Regions from separate parts of the Homo sapiens genome. Here region 2 is linked to region 1. The links are chromatin loops, found by intact Hi-C in ENCODE. Cell type or tissue: Caco-2. All regions are shown on one strand. Links, peaks and the distances in the headings refer to the core of each region. The heading gives the core; the rest is flanking DNA. Region 1 overlaps DOCK4 (dedicator of cytokinesis 4). Region 2 has its middle 83 kb from the start of IMMP2L.

What was found. A loop is a pair of places that touch in the nucleus more often than their neighbours do. Peaks named below come from ENCODE experiments on the same cell type or tissue, not always from the same donor. Only the 100,000 strongest peaks of a DNase experiment are listed, where the experiment ranks them.
Region 2: it touches region 1 in a loop (8-fold over the local background); 5 of 110 quality-filtered maps call a loop at or near these places.

The regions. Positions count from the first base shown.
Region 1 is chr7:111,734,295-111,737,212 of GRCh38, forward strand. It overlaps DOCK4 (dedicator of cytokinesis 4), which reads right to left. Exons shown (of 53, transcript NM_001363540.2): 50 at 2,623-2,695; 51 at 760-873. Among named protein-coding and RNA genes, the nearest start is that of DOCK4-AS1, 73 kb to the right of the region's middle. In Caco-2, for the core only: a CTCF peak has its summit at 1,578 (motif pointing left); a DNase peak (open chromatin) is centred at 1,557.
Region 2 is chr7:111,643,571-111,646,488 of GRCh38, forward strand. No RefSeq gene overlaps it. Among named protein-coding and RNA genes, the nearest start is that of IMMP2L, 83 kb to the left of the region's middle. In Caco-2, for the core only: no CTCF peak of the experiment used is centred there; a DNase peak (open chromatin) is centred at 1,231.

The DNA of each region.
Region 1 (2,918 bases), core at 310-2,809:
GCTCAAGCCATCCTCCCAAGTAGCTGGGACTACAGGTGTGTACCACCACACCTGGCTAATTTTTATATTTTTTGTAGAGACGGGGTTTTGTCATGCTGCCCAGGCTGGTCCCAAACTTGTGAGTTCAAGTGATCCACTCACCTTGGTCTCCCAAAATGCTGGTATTACAGGCATAAGCCAAAACACCTGGCCAAGATTTTGCTGCTTAAACGACCACCTGAGGGGATGCGGTACCCTGAATCAACCCTTTGCGAAATATAGTCCTTGCATAAAGACCTCTCAAAGCAACAGATAACTATGGATACAAAGTTAATGACTCTGATAAGCTTATGGAGCGTAACTGTTAGTCAATGGCTATTTAGAGGCAACTGGAAACTTTGGCATCAGTCCTGAATAAGACTGAAGAAAGTAGCTGAGTTAGCGGAGGTTGATAAGAATGAAGTGGTTCAAAGTGAAGGTTAGAGAAGATGCTAGTGGCCTACCAAGGTTAGGGTGCCTCCCCGAATTTGAGAATGGTGGCTTGGTAAAGAGCACTCTATAAAATCTGTCCGAGAGGCTTACTTGGAACAGACCACTGTTTGACCCCGTGTAATAGAAGTTCAGGAAAGAGGGAGACAATTGTCAAGGAATTATGCAGCTACTAAGGTTTTTATCCCAGAAATCAAACGCCTACCTTTCTCTCAGGAATTCAGGACAAACTGGAGTAGTCAATAAAAGTTATTTTATAAAAGTGATCATTCAAATTCTTCAAATACCCACCAGTCTGTGTGGGTCTTGGAGGGACAGGGGGAGAGATAAGTTTCCCACTATCCGACATGTTCTTGGCTTCCTTCCCACTGTCCAGGCTCCAGCTGCTAGGGGTGGGGTTCACAGCTGGAAGGGAATAACACAGCTAAAAACACACGGTCCAGCTTTGCCCTTCCAATGCTTGAGATCTTAGAAGAAAGTCAGAATTATCCAGAATGAAAAACTTAACTGGATGAAAAACAAAACAGGAAACTTCTTGAATACTAAACCTTTATTTAATTGGCTGCCTAACAGTTATAGTTACCATTTAACTGGGCGCTAACAAGTCTCTTTATTTCCCTTAATGCTGTCAAAGGGAACTACAAATCTTTACACTGGGGTGTAAAACTTGCTGAGAATTACAAATGTGTTTAGATGCTGGATAACAGATGGAAGATGTAGTCACTGGGCTATTTTAAAACTTGGCTTTTAGTAGACATTTCTGGACAAGTGACACCTAAAAATGGAGAAGGCAATGACATACTAATATTTTAACTATTTGGCAGAATTCTTGGGAAAGAACAGCCATGCAATATTATCTCATTGATAACTCTTTCTGAAATCAATGAATTACACTGAAATATGTCCTTAAAAAATGATTTGGAATATGGACAGTGTCATTCTTATTTTGTAATTTGTCTGCTCTGTGCTTCGATAAGATGCAGGAATATGGGGCAATCCTGGCAGGAATAAGGGCAGGACACGCTGGTTGTAAATAGCCACTATGCAATGAGGTTTACAACAGCAAATCTGGGTTCCAGTGACTCACTCCCTGTACAGACACTGCCATCTGGTGGGCATGTTGAGAATTTCAACATTTTACCACTCGACCATTTTCACTTAATGGGATGGAGTTACCACTCTTAAAATTCTTTTTCTCTATTCTTTTAAATTTGCATCGTGGTTTTCTTTAGTAGAAGGGGTGAGAAAAATACCACATTCCTTAGTTCTACTGACAAAGATGAACATGTGACTTGTAACATTAAAGCTAAATTTGTGTTTTAAAATAATTTTGCCTAAGACTTCACTAATTTCCATCTCCCAAGGAAAGTTCTAATGTAGCAGTGTACCCAAATGACAATAGTTTACTTCTTAATGAGGGCAATTAAAAGGCACTTTCCCAGACTATTTCATTAACGACTCTTGATTTATTGGCCTGGGGAACTGCTCTTATTTTTGAGGCTTGACCCTGAGAGAGGTGAATGGGTGACTTGCTGCAAGCCCCGACCCCGTAGCTGAGGAAATCGTGTTTAATCTGCTCTTCATCTTCTGCCGTGTTGCAGACTGATCCTAATTGGCTATTTACTGCTGTCCATGTGTTTGGTTCTCATTTTGTGTGACCTTGAGGCAGGGCACACTCCATTATGCACTGGATTGCAATTCTTAAATGGTATTTAATTGTACAAGAGCCGTATCTGAGTCACAACAAACAACACATGAGTTGGCTGAATGAGCTTTGTAAGGGAGACGAAGGATGGGACCACCGAATCGATCCGGGTGAAGCTATTTTCATTGTGCTGAACAAGGAGCCTAATTGGCAACTTTGCTTCAGGAAGAGGAGGCATTGCCTGGGTGACTCACTGGATGATAACAAAAAGCCATTAAACATAGGCGTTCCTATCTTGCTCAGATTCTGCTGTTAAAATCTTATAGGAAAACAGCTTTTGAAGAATGATCATGAATAACTGTCTTTCATTAATCCCTTAAAGAGCATACTAGTCCTGATCATTAAAGAGCTAGAGCACTGCTTTCCACACAGACACACAGAAGACTGGAGAACATGAGGATAAAACAAGCCCTTACACATTCCAGGACTGACCATGGGGCTGGCCTTACCTTTTTCAGGTGCAGAGAGATTTGGGTCACTGCGTGGCAAGGCCCCGTCTCCAATATGATTAAACAGCATCCTCTGCAAAGTTACAAGGGTTGATTTTTATGATGTGATATACGGGCATGTGAAACCTTTCAGAAAATGAGACGATTATCTCCTCAGTAAAACTTTTTGTTCAAAATAATTTTTGTGTGATATGATGAGCCTAGGAACAAATAATTTAATTATATTTAAGTAAAAGGGGGTGGGAAGAGCCTTAGGTTTTGAGAAAGAAAAGAGTGTTGGAAAAGTTTGTATTATA
Region 2 (2,918 bases), core at 261-2,760, 91 kb before region 1:
TTGTAACCTCACTTTGAGTGAGGACTGCTCACTCAAAGCTTCTTGGGTTTGTGTTTTTTCCCAGGCCATGGTCATTCCTATTGGCCCAGAATAAACCTCTTTAAAATATTTTACAGACTTTGGTTTTTCTGTTAACACCTGAAAAGCTGCCTTTTGTAAAGGAGATTTGCATCTGTGGAGAAAATTGACATTGGTGAAATAGCCAGGCTTTCTCCGAGGCTCCCCTCCCTTTTCAGGATCTAGGACAGATGAACCAAACCACAGGCTATCAACTATTCTTTCTGAAAGCAGCTCCAAAATTACCTGAGATATTTCACCTGCATAAGATGGCCTTTGCTTGACATGCTTTTCCGCTCTTCATTCTCCCATAACCTGTGACACCACCTTCCACAGAGCCCGGAGAAACTTGGTCCCAGGCCCTTGGTCTTTGGGCTCATTCATTTTCCCTCAAAATCATATTTACTTCTATACCTCCCCATCTCCCTTCTCCCCAGTGAAGAAGATATTTAAACATCAAACATCTGTCCCTCCTCCGAATTCTTTGAGACAAAGTCTCATCCTGTCACCCAGGCTGGAGTGCAGTGGTGCGATCTCAGTTCACTGCAACCTCTACCTCCCGGGATCAAGTAACTCTCCTGTCTCAGCCACCCGAGTAGCTGGGATTACATGCATGCACGACCATGCCTGGCTAATTTTTGTATTTTTAGTAGAGACAGGGTTTCACCATGTTGGCCAGGCTGGTTTCGAACTCCTGACCTCAGGTAATCTGCGTACCTCGTCCTCCCAAAGTACTGAGATTACAGGCGTGAGCTACCACGCCCAGCCCGAATTCATATTTTGTATGACTCCCATGCATGCCTGTGCACACAGTAATCTGTTATGCTTTTCTCTGTGGGTGGCAAGCCACTCAGGTGCCGAGGCAAGAGACCGAGGGCACGAGCTGTTCCAGTATAATAAAATATATAAAATAAGAAGTTATACTAGATATAAATCTTAGATATGATTATATATGACTATCATTAATCATTAGTTTGTAGCAATTACTCTTTATTCCAATATTATAATAATCCTCGCTCTACAATCATAACCTAGGAAAAACCAGGCCATACAGAGATAGGAGCTGAGGGGACATAGTAAGAAGTGACCAGAAGACGAGTGCGAGCCTTCTGTTATGCCCAGACAGGGCCACCAGAGGGCTCCTTGGTTTAGCAGTAACGCCAGCATCTGGGAAGACGCCCATTGCTAAGCGGACCGTGGTCTAGCGGTAGCGTCAGTGTCAAGGAAAAACACCCACTACTTAGCAGACCAGGAAAGGGAGTCTCCCTTTCCCTGGGAGAGTTTAGAGAAGACTCTACTCCTCCACCTCTTGCGGAGGGCCTGACATTAGTCAGGCCCGCCCGCAGTTATCCGGAGGCCTAACCGTCTCCCTGTGATGCTGTGCTTCAGTAGTCATGCTCCTAGTCCGCCTTCATGTTCCATCCTGTACACCTGGCTCTGCCTTTTAGATAGCAGTAGCAAATTAGTGAAAGTACTAAAAGTCTCTGATAAGCAGAAATAATGGCGTAAGCTGTCTCTCTCTCCTCTCTCTCTCTCTCTGCCTCGGCTGCCAGGCAGGGAAGGGCCCCCCTGTCCAATGGACACGTGACCCACATGACCTTACCTATCATTGGAGATGGCTCACACTCCTTACCCTGCCCCTTTATCTTGTATCCAATAAATATCAGTACAGCCTGGCATTCGGGGCCACTACCGGTCTCTGCGTCTTGGTGGTAGTGGTCCCCCGGGCCCAGCTGTCTTTTCTTTTATCTCTTTGTCTCATGTCTTTATTTCTACACTCTCTTGTCTCCGCACATGGGAAGAAAACCCACCGACCCTGTGGGGCTGGACCCTACATTTCTCTCCTGAATCTGTATTTTGTGACAGAGGTGTAGGGACCAAGGGACAACTTCTCCTTTGGTCTCTGAAGGTACAGTGAAAAATTAACTGACAAAAACCAGATTAACAGGAGAAAAGACATACACATTTATAAATATGCATGGAGGGAACAATCATAGCATGATTACCCCATCACACAATGAGGTACGGATGGTTATACAGTTTTTCTTAGGGGAAGGGAGATGGATAATTTTAGGGGAATAGCAAATAATTTTTAGGGGAATTCAATGAACTTGAAGAACATACAATGGTCTGAGATGAAGTTTGTTGGGTTTGCAGAGCAGACAATGGCTTGTGACTAAAGTCTATCCAATTGTGTTGACAGGCTTTGGTGTTTCAGCTAACGTTGCCCAGGCTGGTCTCAAACTCCTGGCCTCAAATAATCCTCTTTGGCTTCCCAAGGTACTGGAATTATAGGCACCAATGCACCTGGCCAGTGACCAACTTTAACAGTTAGCATTTGAACTTTGGTAGTTAGTACTAGAATGTTAAATATCTTAAAGTGATTTTTCTCCAAAATTTGAACTTGATATCATCTCTATAGTTTAAAATCCTTCAAATAGCTTCTCATAGTATTTCAGATGAGTAATACAATGTTTTAACTGAGTCAGCCTATTTTTCTAGCTTTATCTTCCAACCATTGCCCTTGTTCACAATTTGAGGAGTGGAAAGATGGGGAAGGGGAGGGCAAAGATGCGTCAATAGTAGGTTGCATCACTGCACTGTTCCCTCCTCTCCCTCCTCCTCGGATAGCATCTAAAACAGGTAAGTATCAGCATATCGACTGGAACTCTCCAAATTCTACCTCTACTCCTTTCAGGAAAGAGACGTTCTCCGCACACATATCAGCTCTGGAGCTTCTTGTTATGTGGGATGATTTTAGGGGGAAAAGTGAGTCCTACTTTTCCAGGGTTTTTTTTTTTTTTTTTTTCTCTTTAGGGGAAGCTTAGTCCATTGTGTGAGTCTATAGTTATTGGGTAAAC